Linked DNA regions of Homo sapiens: regions 1, 3 and 4 are each linked to region 2. The links are chromatin contacts, found by Hi-C or POLR2A ChIA-PET in ENCODE. All regions are on one chromosome and are shown on one strand. The core of a region is the stretch at or near the end of the contact, and the rest is flanking DNA. Distances in the headings are between cores, read along the strand shown.

What was found. A loop is a pair of places that touch in the nucleus more often than their neighbours do. ChIA-PET counts read pairs that join two places held with the same protein, here RNA polymerase II (POLR2A). Pooled maps may share reads with other maps.
Region 1: a loop to region 2 is called in a pooled map, with 4 times the contacts of the local background. The contact joins two enhancer-like sites. A Hi-C loop is called at or near these places in 3 of 168 maps with a recorded cell type or tissue (CD4-positive, alpha-beta memory T cell, GM13976 and naive thymus-derived CD4-positive, alpha-beta T cell), 6 of 37 single-sample maps with no recorded cell type and 5 of 50 pooled maps. POLR2A ChIA-PET finds 5 or more read pairs at or near these places in 1 of 52 experiments (A549).
Region 3: a loop to region 2 is called in a pooled map, with 4 times the contacts of the local background. The contact joins two enhancer-like sites. A Hi-C loop is called at or near these places in 2 of 50 pooled maps. POLR2A ChIA-PET finds 5 or more read pairs at or near these places in 3 of 52 experiments (A673, CD4-positive, alpha-beta memory T cell and GM10248).
Region 4: a loop to region 2 is called in a pooled map, with 3 times the contacts of the local background. The contact joins two enhancer-like sites. A Hi-C loop is called at or near these places in 1 of 168 maps with a recorded cell type or tissue (B cell), 1 of 37 single-sample maps with no recorded cell type and 4 of 50 pooled maps. POLR2A ChIA-PET finds 5 or more read pairs at or near these places in 2 of 52 experiments (B cell and WTC11).

Annotation. Positions count from the first base shown.
Region 1 is chr2:100,261,316-100,264,499 of GRCh38, reverse strand. No RefSeq gene overlaps it. Among named protein-coding and RNA genes, the nearest start is that of LINC01104, 55 kb to the right of the region's middle. Within about 2 kb of position 1,682, at least 2 of the 41 ENCODE cell types and tissues checked have a DNase peak (open chromatin) inside an H3K27ac peak, as active enhancers do.
Region 2 is chr2:100,579,095-100,582,556 of GRCh38, reverse strand. No RefSeq gene overlaps it. Among named protein-coding and RNA genes, the nearest start is that of PDCL3, 18 kb to the right of the region's middle. Within about 2 kb of position 1,701, at least 12 of the 41 ENCODE cell types and tissues checked have a DNase peak (open chromatin) inside an H3K27ac peak, as active enhancers do; they include B cell, where a contact is called at or near this core.
Region 3 is chr2:100,923,080-100,926,187 of GRCh38, reverse strand. It overlaps NPAS2 (neuronal PAS domain protein 2), which reads right to left. Exons shown (of 21, transcript NM_002518.4): 3 at 894-1,042. Among named protein-coding and RNA genes, the nearest start is that of NPAS2-AS1, 53 kb to the left of the region's middle. RefSeq lists an enhancer at 1,170-1,239. Within about 2 kb of position 1,332, at least 14 of the 41 ENCODE cell types and tissues checked have a DNase peak (open chromatin) inside an H3K27ac peak, as active enhancers do.
Region 4 is chr2:100,233,479-100,236,682 of GRCh38, reverse strand. The region is part of intron 1 of LINC01104 (long intergenic non-protein coding RNA 1104); the gene reads right to left. Among named protein-coding and RNA genes, the nearest start is that of LINC01104, 27 kb to the right of the region's middle. Within about 2 kb of position 1,487, at least 5 of the 41 ENCODE cell types and tissues checked have a DNase peak (open chromatin) inside an H3K27ac peak, as active enhancers do; they include B cell, where a contact is called at or near this core.

The DNA.
Region 1 (3,184 bases), core at 433-2,932, 320 kb after region 2:
GCTCTGCTGGGGCTGCATCTGATTCACATAACTGCAGCCACTGCCCTTAACTTTCCTCCATCGCCTTTGCTGAAGTCAGGATTCCAGCTGAGCCCCGTTCCTCCCTTGCCTCCCTCCCTGCCAAGATTTCTCATGCGGGCCTCTGAGGAGGTGGAGGCCTGCACCCCGCTATCAGGGAGCTCGCAAAAGTGAGTTTCCATCTGCCGAAGACCACCATGCACCCCTCGGTCCGAAAAATGCCACTGACTGACATGACTTTAGAATCTGGGAGTGCTGCACACTTGGTGGGGGAGGGGGAGGGAAGCCCCTTCTAGAAGGTCTGGGCTCTCCCTGGAGACTCTGATGAGGGTCTGAGGAAGTGGGATCCATCCTGTGCTGGCTGCTGTTTCCAAGACAGTCTCAGGAACAGCAGGATTGACTACTGTTTGGGTGCCAGCAAGAGCAAGGAGGGCTCAGCATTTGGGGATTCGTAGCAAAAGAGGGGTGCAGCAAAGCGGCTCTAGGGCACGATTGGTGAGGAAGCAGTGCTCACTCAAGGGAGATCATCCTGGCATTTTCCAGCTATAGGTTGACCCCGGGAGAAATGGCATTTTCGGCGGATGCTGCAGCTGGCTTTATCAGAGTGTGTCCTCCCAGCGGGATTAACAGCTAGGCTGCTTTCTTCTCTTTTCAGTCCAGGCTGATTTTGACTGTCACAGAGAAAAGTGTTCAAGAAGATGTTGAAGAAATATTCACCCTGACTGCAAATCCCCACACTGAGAAGTATTCCTTCTATTTACTTTGTACCTCCTATAATAACAAGGACAGCCTTCTTCACATGGTTGTCATGCAAATGCCTATAGAATAAATGAATGCATGCAAGAACGAATGAGTTATATGTTTTAAATAACGTTTTGGTTTTTTTAAAAATGTGCTAAATGTTTTAGGTATGTTAACTCCTTATGCCAACCTTATGAACATGTCATAGGACAATCTATTGTTATCCTCATTTTACAGATAAGGAAACGGAGGCTTTGAGGCATTAAGGCGCTTGCACAAGGTTGCAGCAAGTGTGGAATCGGGACCAGAAGACAGACAAGACAGGTTGGTCTGACTCCAGAACCTGCAGGCTGCGATGATACAGCTCAAGAGTGACACTGCTCCCTCAGAAGCCTGTGCCACCTCTTGTATTTCGGTTGTTTATTATTTTACTTTTTTATTATACTCCAGGTTCCTCAAAGGCAAAGGACCCTGTCCTAATTCATCCCCCCATTATCTTGCACAGAGCTCTGCTTGTAGTCTTTCATGGATACTTGATGATTCAATGAATAAAGAAGAAAGAGAGGGACAGAAGAGAAGGAGAGGATGGAAGGAAGGAAAGGAGGGAGGGGAAGGAAGGAGGGGGCTGTCATTTTGGTCAAATTTCCTTCATAAGGACAAGAGATGGGTAAGGCGAGCCCTTGTCTTTTGCGCCACCTGCTGGACATCCTCCAGTACTGCAGGGGACTGGAGAGCCCGGGTATGAGCTGCGAGCAGGATTTCCCTGCTTTCCAAAGATTTGGGATACATCAGCGACGTTGACAAGGCTTCGCTGAGAACCCAGGACGAATGGCTTCAAGACGACAAACCATAGGCCATATCATTGTGAAGCAGGACCACCCTAGATGTCTCTCCACTGTCACATGCCCTAGGCAGAGTTGGACGTCCCTCTGTCAAAGAGGCCAGTTGGAAGATCCTGTTGTCAACCAGCTCCATTTCCCCGCTGACCTACATAGCTACCCTTCTTCATCTCCGCTTGATCTTCAGGTGGCGCTGTGTCACACACTCTAGCTTTAAGTTTCTCTGTGCTCAGGCCTCTTTCTTGAGTGGCTATTACTTTAAAATATTTTATATTTAAAGATATTGGAGACCTTCACTTAAAGGAGCCCTGGAATGAGTCCTTTTATGAAGCCAAGGACCTTTTCACAAAGCCAAAGGATTTACCTTTATTGTACATTTAAAAGATTTTTTACAAAATCCTGGACACAGCTGTATAAATAGTAAAAGAGGATGAACTGATTATCTTTTACTGATCATGGTGAAACCAAAATCACCTAGTTTCACAGATATGTGGAAGGTTTCTCCTGGAGTCTGTAAGAGTGACAGCAGGTCAGAGAATGGATTAAGAGTCTGGGGAAATGAACTCTTGGGCAAACTTGCTTACTAGATACAAACCGAGTATAGTGCTCTGTCCTTCCCAACAATGGTGACAGCGGCCGCAGCTCCTTCCTCAAAAAGCCTGTTTTCATGCTGCTTCCTCCATTTACAGGGAAGTATCAGTGGTTACCACGCCAAGGGAGAGTGGCTTTGTAACATAGCTTTGGAAGCCTGAGTCCTGTGTCTCTGCCCCTTTGTTAGGTGCTGTAAGGTGAAGACTGTAGGATTTGAGTCATATCTAGTTTCAGATTTTGTCCCCAGCCCTCACTAGGTGTGGTTCAGTTAACCTAAGCTCACTAAACTTCACTTTCCTCACCTGTGAAATGGGATAACAAACTCATCTGCCAGGGTTATTCTGAGGATAGATAAATTCATGTAAACATAGTAAGCTCCAAAGAAATGGTAGCTGTTATTATCCCGAGTGGAGATGGGTGAGGCCTCTAGTAATCTATATCTTCATTCTCTCCTTCCTTCTAGGAATACGCTCAGCTTACAAACTACAGTTCCAATGGCCAATACGATAAAAGGAAGTTATTGGGTGAAACCTCAGGAAATGCTATTGAAGGGGAAGCTTATGCTTCTGACAGTCAGCCTCTGAGCTTTCCCTCTTCTTTCTTTTCCCTGCCTGGGACTCAGGAGTGAGAGGGGAGCTGAAGCAGATGTCGTGACCATGATGTAGGCTTGTGGAGAAATGCCATGTTTTAGGACTGGTGAAGCAGAAGACAGAGTTGGGGTCTCTCATGACATCGTGGGGCCTCCCTAGCAGCCCTGGACCACCTGCTTCTGAGAAATTTCAGATTACATAAGAGAAAGACACCCCTACCTAGCTGAAGCCCCTGTGACTCGGCATATGTTGGTAGCAGCCACATGCAGTTCCTCACCGGCTCACACATATTAGTGGGCGGCTTTAAGGAGAGACCTTGTCACACTCTGGCCCTCGCTGTCTTTATAAAATGTGGCCATGACTTTGATAACCCCATGGGCCCTCCCAGCTCTCACATGACAGCCC
Region 2 (3,462 bases), core at 452-2,951:
CCATGTTAACCGGGATGGTCTCCATCTCCTGACCTCGTGATCCACCCGCCTTGGCCTCCCAAAGTGCTGGGATTACAGGCGTGAGCCACCGCACCCGGCCTTTTTTTGGGGGGAGGGGGGACAGAGTTTTGCTCTTGCTGCCCAAGATGGAGTACAATGGCGCAATCTCAGCTCACTGCAACCTCTGCCTCCCAGGTTCAAGTGATTCTCCTGCCTCAGCCTCCCAAGTAGCTGGGATTACAGGTGCCCGCCACCACGCCCAGCTAATTTTTTGTATTTTTTAGTAGCAACGGGGTTTCACCGTGTTAGCCAGGATGGTCTTGATCTCCTGACCTTGTGATCCGTCCGCCTCAGCCTCCCGAAGTGCTGGGATTACAGGCGTGAGCTACTGTGCCCGGCTGGGGCTTTATCTGTGGAGAGCATTTGAGGCTAAATCAAAGGTGTGCTCTAGCATAGATATGCAGTTGCTTTGGCCGTGAACTAAGAGGTACTACCAGCTTAGGATGTCTTTCTTTCTTTCTCTTTTTTTTTTTTTTTTTTTTTTTTTTTTAGACAGAGTTTTGCTCTTGTTGCCCAGGCTGGACTGCAACCTCTGCCTCCCAGGTTCAAGTGATTCTCCTGCTTCAGCCTCCCAAGTAGCTGGGATTACAGGCGCCCACCACCACGCCCAGCTAATTTTATATTTTTAGTAGAGACAGGTTTTCACCATGTTGGCCAGGCTGTTCTGGAACTCCTGACCTCAGATGATCCACCCTCCTCGGCCTCCCAAAGTGCTAGGATTACAGGCATGAACCACCGCGCCCAGCCTAGGGCCTCTTTGAGAACCTGGTTTGAGAGGATTTTAGACCTGATGTAGCATGAGAATTAGAACTACAAACCTGCATGAGGGAAGGCTTGTAGTTGGCATCTCAGAGACAACTATGTTCTCTTCCAGCTAGTGCCAGTTTCCCCTAACACTGAATGCAATCTTTTGGGATTCCAGCTGTTTGCACAGAGACTTCCTAATCAGACCCCCAACTTAGGCACTCCCCACGCTAATCCCCTGTCACCTGGGCCCCACAAGTCCATCCTAATAGAAGCACAGCATCACTAAGATTTGGTTTGTATCCCTAGGGAGAAAAGTTGAATGCCCCCTTACCTTCCTGAAGTTCTGCTTTCACTTTGTGTTTGGCCTCTCAGAATGTTTTCCTTTCTTACCAACTCAGTGAAACAGTTAAGAACATAACATTTAAAAATAAGTTTTCTCCAACAGCTTGAGTCATCATCAGGTGGGTTTTTTAGTGTTCCTCAAGTGCTGGAAATGGAAGTCCAAAAGCCGGGCCCATGAAGTTACTGAAAGGCAATGGTGACAGCTAGAGGCAGGGAATACAGAGTACTCTTGTGTTATGTCAAGTAATTCAGCATCGGGCAGTAGAAAGCTAGAATGAATGTTTTGTTTGAGGTTTTCTTTGACGGGTGGTTTTATCAGGAAATGCATCAGCTGCTACTAACAGAGACCAAGACGGAAGTTACGTCTTTCCTAATGACAGAAGTCCAGAGAGGACAGTCAAGGGCTGGGATATAGTGGCTCCACAGCATCTTTGGGAATATTGTCCTTACTGCTTTGCCTCTATGTATAAATACCTCACGGCCCACGCAGGCTGCAGTCGCATGCACACTTCCGTCAGAAAGTAGAAGGAAGGGGGTTAAGCCCACAAAGGGCACATGACAGTTGTCTGTTCCTCCTAGTAGCAGCTTGCCCAGAACTGAACTCCCAGCCAACCACCCACAGCTCAAGAGAGGCCGGGGTTTACTCTTCCAGCGGGTCCCATTGCCACTGGAGTAGAGGGGGAGAATCCTGGATACTGGTGGGCAACCAGCACTCTCTGCCACAGGACCCTAACACTGTTACTACCTGAAGGCCCCATGTCCAGGGAGAAGCGGAAATCAAGACGGATGATTACTGAAGCAAAGAATGGGGTAGAGAATGTGGTCAAAAGCAGAGAGGGAGGGAGGGGACTTGGAAACAGGCACATCTTCACTTGAGACTGACAGCCACCTGTCTCTAAGGTTATATCTGTGAGTAATAGCTGGTTTCTGTAAGCAGGACAAAAGCACTTTCTTTTTTTTTTTTTGGAGACAAAATTTCACTCTTGTTGCCCAGGCTGGAGTGCAGTGGCGCAATCTTGGCTCGCTGCAATCTCCACCTCCCAGGTTCAAGCACTTCTCCTGCCTCAGCCTCCCAAGTAGCTGGAATTATAGGGCGCTACCATGCCCAGCTAATTTTTGTATTTAGTAGAGATGGGGTTTCACCATGTTGGTCAGGCTGGCCTGGAACTCCTGACCTCAGGTGATCCACCCACCTCGGCCTCCCAAGGTGCTGGGATTACAGGTGTGAGTCACTGTACCCGGCCCCTTTCATGGGAGCATGTTTCTCACGCAGGCGCTGCAGTCACAACACTTGTTGCCTGCCATACCTGAAAGGTAGTTGGTCAAGATTTGGGATTATAGGCTGGGCGCGGTGGCTCACACCTGTAGTCCCAGCACTTTGGGAGGCCGAGACTGGTGGATCACGAGGTCAGGAGATCAAGACCATCCTGGCTAACACGGTGAAACCCCATCTCTACTAAAAATACAACAACAACAAAAAAATTAGTGGGGCGTGGTGGAGGGCGCCTGTAGTCCCAGCTACTCGGAAGGCTGAGGCAGGAGAATGGTGTGAACCCAGGAGGCGGAGTTTGCAGTGAGCCAAGATCACGCCACTGCACTCCAGCCTGGGCAACAGAGCAAGACTCCGTCTCAAAAAAAAAAAAATATATATATATATATATATATATATTTGGGATTATATAAGAAGGTTGAGTTTAAAGCTGGAGGTAATAAATGCCAAAAAAAAAAAAAAAAAAACTTTTGGCCCTCCCTGATGACAGAGGGACACCCTTCTAAATTGCCCTTCCATCTCTCTCATAGATGCCTTTCATAGCCAGCAGAACTGTTTTTTTTTTTTGTTGTTTTTTTTTTTTTTGAGACAGAGTCTCACTCTGGCACCTAGGCTGGAGTGTGCAGTGGTGTGCTTGGCTCACTGCAACCTCCACCTCCCGGGTTTAAGTGATTCTCCTGCCTCAGCCTCCCAAGTAGCTGGGATTACAGGCGTTGTGCCACCATGCCCTGCTAATTTTTTGTATTTTTAGTAGAGTTGGGGTTTCACCATGTTGGCCAGGCTGGTCTCAAACTCCTATCCTCAGGTGATCTGCCCCTCTTGGCCCCCCAAAGTGCTGGGATTACAGGCATCAGCCACCTCGCCCAGCCCAGCGCAACTTTCTGAAGTCCTTCTGAACCACCAGGAAGCGGCTCAGCTGTAGGTCTCTGCAGAAGCAATGACTCAGGGCGTGAGAAGGTGAAGTTAGGTGTGCAATGAAGGAGGTGTATGTCATCTATCCACATCCTTTCTCTCCTCCACAAAAGAAGGAAGTATTTGATTAT
Region 3 (3,108 bases), core at 83-2,582, 340 kb before region 2:
TCCATCAACTGATGAATGGTTAATCAAAATATGATATTAATATATCCATACAATGGAATATTGTTGGTCCATGAAACGGAATGAAGTACTCACACATGCTAAAACACAGATGCTACGTGAAAGAAGCCAGATACAAAAAGACCACATACCGTATGATTCTACTTGTATAAAATGCCTAGAATAGGGGAATTGATGGAGACAGAAAACAGATTCGTGGTTGCCAGGATCTGGAGGGAGGGGGAAGAATGGGAAATGATGGCTAATGGATACAGGGTTTCTTTTTTGGCATGATGAAATTAGAGAGTGGTGATGGTTACACCACCTTGTGAATATACTGAAGACCACTGCACTCTACACTTTAAAATGGTGAATTTTATGGTATAAACATTATATCTCAATAAAAACAGAATGAATGTGACATTAAGAAAATAAATTCTTTTCAATGTATTTTTTCATGATGTAGCGCAAAAGACCAAAGAGTTCGAGGGCAGTGGCAGAGAGGGATGAAAAGGCCCACATAGTCTGATCCCACAGGAAGTGAGTATTCAGCCACTGCATCTGTTCAGCATTGAATAAAAGACACTTGTTCCAGGGATTTTTGATCAAGATGTTGTCACTGTGAATGCCACGCTGCTTCGGCTGGGTGCTACCTGTGAGGTTGTTTTGGATTCTCTCGTCTGGCTTATAATGCAATTGGGAGGTGTGTGCCCTCTCCCCACCCAGCCAGAGACGGGCTGATAGAGGGTGGAGTGTCTTTACAATGGGAAGCCCTCGACCGGTAAGGCTGGGCCTGGCTGGGGAGACAAAACCAACCAGGCAGCCCAGATTGGTGAAGTCATCACCACATGGACGGGGCAGGGTGGAAAAAAAACAGAGAGAAGGGTGACCTTTACCATTGTGTTTCTGCAAAAATCCGATGACCTTTTCCAACACGGTGGTTTTGTCCATTTTCCGCGTGTTGCCAGGGAGCATGGAACTGAGCTCTTTGATGAGAACATTGAACTGGTCCCGACGCTTCTTCTCAGACTTGTTTCGAGAAGCTCTGTAAACACAAAACGAGCAGGTTACTGGAACATTCCACGTCACAAAGGCTTTGTGATGAAACAAAAGCACTTTCTATTAGAGCACATTCTATTGTGATCATCTATCTTATCAAAAAACTCTTTCAGGAAGGTCACGCTGGCCACATTTCCAAGGCAGGAGGATAGAAAATGTTTTGCTAGACTCTTGGCCACAAAGACAGACAGCATTAATAACCAGTAAGTTCTGACTCAGACGCAAAATCTGACAGATTAGCTCTGAGGCCGGATGCTGCTCATTCGGATCTCATAGAGCTTTCACTTTCAGAGAGCAAAGGACACACTGCTGACTGAGATGGCTGTGCTCGGAGAGCCCTTCCTAAGACTCAAACCAAGTCCCCTTCAATCCAGAACACCCAGCCTGGTTCCAGGGCCCACGGGGTGGCCAGGTATCCCGTGTGCCACCAGTGCATATGTCCTGGCCCCTGCTCCAAAGAGCTCATCGCCCTGTTGGGGGAGGCAAGACACACCCTGCCTACAACAGCCAGGGCTGTACAGACCCAGGGCAGAGGTATGACAGGTACTGCACCATGGCTGTCAAGCTGCTAAGAGCAGACGAACACTTTTTAAAATGACATGGAGGAAAGTTAAACACATATTACTAAGTTGGAGAAGCCAGTCTGAAAAAGCTACACACTGTATGATAGCAAGTATATGACATTCTGGAAAATGCAAAACTACAGAGACAGCACAAAGATCAGTGGTTGCTAGGGGTTAGGAGGGATGAACAGAGGATTTTTAGGGCAGTGAATCCACTCTGTATGACACCATACTGGTGGATGTGTGTCAACACATTTGTCTAGACTTGGAGAATGTACAACACAAGAGTGTGCCTTGATGTTAACTCTGAATGGTAACAATGTATCAGTGTAAGCTTATCAGCTATAACTAATGCACCACTCTGGTGGGGGATGCTGATAATGGGGGAGGCTGAGTGTGTCTAGGGAGGGCTCAGGGGGATATGGGAACGCTCTGTGTCTTTCACTCAGTTTGTCTGTGAGCCTAAAAATGCTCCAAAAAATAAAGTCTATTTTAAATAAGTGACACCCTGTGCTGCACACTTATAGGAGAGATCAAAGGGAAGCTGCTTGGTTAGAGAGGAGGGGCCTCCCCCAAGCCACCCAAGCACCTCTGAGGACCCTGAGATCCTCAGGAACTTGAGTAGGGAATCGTGGCTCTCAGGAATGCTCTAATTAACAACGAACAAGGAACACGTGATGCAAAAAGCCCTCCTGAAAAGTCCGGAAGCAGTGCTACTCGAGGGGCCTCCATCTTCAATGACACGCCACAGGCCCTTCATCAACAATCCACGTATTTGAAGGTGATCCAGGGCTGAGAAAGCTGGCTCACTCCTCCCCAGTTCACTGAAGACAGACTTGTTCCAGAAGTCAACTCTCTGAGAGAGAACAGGGGCCCCAGAGGCCAGGCCCATAAAACATTGCTGCTTTTCCAGGCACCTTGGGCCCGGGGTCATGGTTCTCAGGGGAGCAAATCCTTCACCAGGAGGCTCCTGGCCAATGTGTGGTCAGGACAGAGTGTGCTGCTGGATTCTGATTCACCTCCCTTGGAGCAGGTGTAAGTATCTATAGGTAACAGTATCAATAAACAGCCCTTGGACACAAAAGGACGTATTTCCAAAACCCTTTCCCTAGACATCACGAGGACCATAACCACTCAGTTTGCCCCTGCCTAATTGCACACAACCTGCCTTTATTTCAACACACATGTTCACAACCCATCTTTTACCGGTCCTATCTCAGTTTAGGCTGTTTCCTGATAACATTTGGGCAATTCTTCAAAGCTCAGCTAACGTGTGTGGTCACTACCCTTTACCTAGGGGTCTTTTCCTGCCTCTCCCCTCCTCCCTGTCTGTTCTTGGCCTTCTACAAAGGCCCTGTCCCTCGCCGAGCCACTCTCTTTACCTGCACTCTCTCACATCACACACTAACTGCAGGCGTGGCAGCAAGATGTTGCGGAGTCTTGTTGCTAGTCCAGGCTAAAAGACCATGTTCAAACACATGGGAGAGAA
Region 4 (3,204 bases), core at 238-2,737, 350 kb after region 2:
GGAAGGTTTCCTGAGAAGTGAGGGAAATGTCACAGAAAAGCCATGGTGATTTTGAGCTGAAATCACTAACTCTGCCTTTGCCGTATTATAATGTGTAATAATTAGAAATCATTCTGAAGCCATCTAGAATCTTGCCCTAACAGTTCTCTCACACCTGAGAACTGTTGTCCATGGCATAGGTTTCTCTGAGAAGGGCTTTGAAAATGAGCTATTGCATTCGTTTGCTAAGGCTGCCTTTACAAAGTACCACAATCTGAGCAACATAAACTACAGAGAGGTGTTCTCTTGCAGCTCTGCAGGCTGGAAGCCCGAGACCAAGGCGTCAGCAGGTGTCCTTCTGAGGGCTGTGATGGAGAATCTGCTCCAGGCCCTTCTCTTTGGCTTGTAGGTAGCCGTCTTCATGTTCACACGGCATTCCCTCTGTATGTGGGTCTGTGTCCAAATTTCCCCTTTGTATAAAGTCATACGGATTAGGGGCCCATCCTAATCCAATGTGATCTCAACAGGCCTATTTCCAAATGTGGTCACATTCTGAGGTACAGGAGTTAGGACTTCAATCTGTGAATTTTGGGGGCCACACTTCAACTCATAACAGCTGTGGCAACAGCTGACTCTGATACATTGAGAGACTGTGGAAGGCCTCTCGTTCTCCCCTCGCTCCTCTCCTCCCTGCCCCTCTGGGCTCTTTCCCTATCCTTCACCCACCAATATCTGAAAACCCTTAGAGACTTGTCCCTTTGCATCTTAAAGTTGGCTTGGTCTCCTGGGATCTCACCCAGATTGCAGTTATGCCCAGGAGAGGCAGCAATAAGCCATTTCAGTGAGCTCCCGACTGTCGTGGCTTTTAACCTCCATGTGTTAAGGTGTGTCCACACCTTCACTGCCAGGTCCAGCTTTCTGGCTGGAAGGCCCGCAGCATACAAGAAAGCCATGGGGCACACTCAGTGGGATGGAGCAAGGGGTGGGAGATAGGTCTGGAAAGATCCAAAGGCAAAAATCAAAGGCAGCAATATCAGAGCAGGAGAAACTGAGCGGATCTGGGTTTGAGTCTTGGCTCTGTTACTTCTGGCTGGGTGACTTGGACAAGTCACCTGACCTCCCCGTCTGCTTGATGTGCTTATCGTCATACCTACCTGCAGGTAAGGCCACAAAATGCCCAGGAAATACGTTATGGTGGTTCTAATATCCTCGACGACTTCATCATTCTCCCTGGGCCTAGCACCGGCTGGCGGTAAAGGCGTAAGCTCTGCAATGCCTCGGAAGACTCAGCGGCTGTGAACTTGCCTTTGACACAAAAGCTGCTCTTACAGTGAGAACAGGGCCTGGAGCCCCCAGCTCCCCAGGCTCCCTGACCTGCGGTTGAGTTCTACATGCACAGCCAGGGCTGCACAGCTTCCTGAGCAGCGGGGAGGCTGTGGGCAGGAAGGGGAAATGAGAGTGGCCGAGGCTGTGCACACCTGGGCTGGATCAATGGCCACGTTGTAAAGCCGGCCCTCTGGGACGGCCTGCAATGCCCGGATCTATAGCTGTGTTAGTCATCGCCTCACCAGGCCTTCGTTTGTTTTTCAAAGTTTTGTTAGTGTGACTTGCACCTCCAGTAACTCATCTTTAACTGCCCTCCCTCCTATCTGACCCAGTTCGCACACCATTCATCTTTTCTTCTTCCTAATACATTTGATTTTCTTTACGCTCTCCATCTCAGTCTTGCTCTCTCTCTCTTTTTCTCTTTAATTTCTTCAGTCAACTAGAGATGGGGAAGCAGACCACCTGGGATGAAGGAGAGAAAGTGCTGAAGGGGAAAAGGCCACCTAGCTACATTAAGCTGGGAAAGTCTGTTTAGCTGACTTTGAAGTCCGCTAGCTCTCAGGCACTCGTCCTAGCAGACATGAGCAGCACCTTCCATTGCTAGGATTATCATTTACCTAAATTCCACTTACTTGCAGGCTGAGCCCATTTCAACTGGAGAAGTCCTTAAGAAGGTTGCCTTGCCCAACCACACGTTGCAGATGAGAAAACCAGGACTCTGGGAAGCTTACAAATTAGTTGTTCAAAGACACGTAACCAATTGCAACTCTTGATTCGAGGATCTAAATAAACTTTGCCACATAGACTTCCCCATACCTTCCTTTGTTTATTCATGTGGGAAATTTGTCTCTTAGAGCCTCTATGAAATATCACTTTGAATGCCCACATGTTTACAAATTTCATGAATAACCCCTCCAGATAGCCACTGAATGGAAATGTGTTTCAGCCTACACTAAGATGTGCCCTGCCTTTTTCTTCTGATGACATGGTGCAAAGTTATGTAAAATTCCAAACCTTACAAGAATGTAAGTAATCTCATTTCTAGGGACATGCTGCCAAAAATTGGTGCATAATTCTCCGTCTTCTTTTTTCACACTGATACTAACCCTCTTACTGTTGCTGTTGATTACTTTGGATGTGGACTCATACCACCAATGCAGTTCGGAGCTTGCGTTTTTCACTTTACATATCAGTAGGGACAGGAAGGTCTAACCCATTCTTAAGACGTGTGTGGTATTTCATCTTTCGGCTGTACCAGCATTTATTTAATCTTCTTCTTCAGAGTTCATTTGGGTTACTTTTACGTTTTTAATACTTTAAAGTCTTTAAACAAAGCCCCAAGGAACATTCTTGAGGCTTTAGAGGCTTAAATGTTAGAAGTAGAAATACAGAGTTAAAAGATTAGAACTTTAAACATTTCAGTAGATATTGCTAGGTTGCAAGCCAAGAAGGTGTACTGATTTACACTTGCACCAACAATGTACCTGGGTGCCAGTTACTTCCTATACCCTCACCAATGCTGAACTTCATCAGCCCATTTTTACGTTGGTCAATTTGATAAGTGGAACAATATGTCATTGCAGTTTAATGAGCACATCTTGATTAGCCCTTGTTTCCTCTTCCTGGCCAGTCACTGCTTCTTGACTTTTCTCACCCCTTAATGCATATATACATGGGAAGTATCCACACATTTTTAGTCGATGTTTTAGTTAGCAAAACATAGCCAGAAGGCAATAAGTGGCAAATTCACACCCTAAAGTTCAGAGCGGAGAGTAAGTGACTTTCAGACAAGCGGTACCATCACGCGCCTCCATTAGCCCAGCTACGTGTCTGTTACCATATTCAAAACTCATAACCAAGACATTTTCTGGCTGCCTTGACACAACAGGGATGATATTA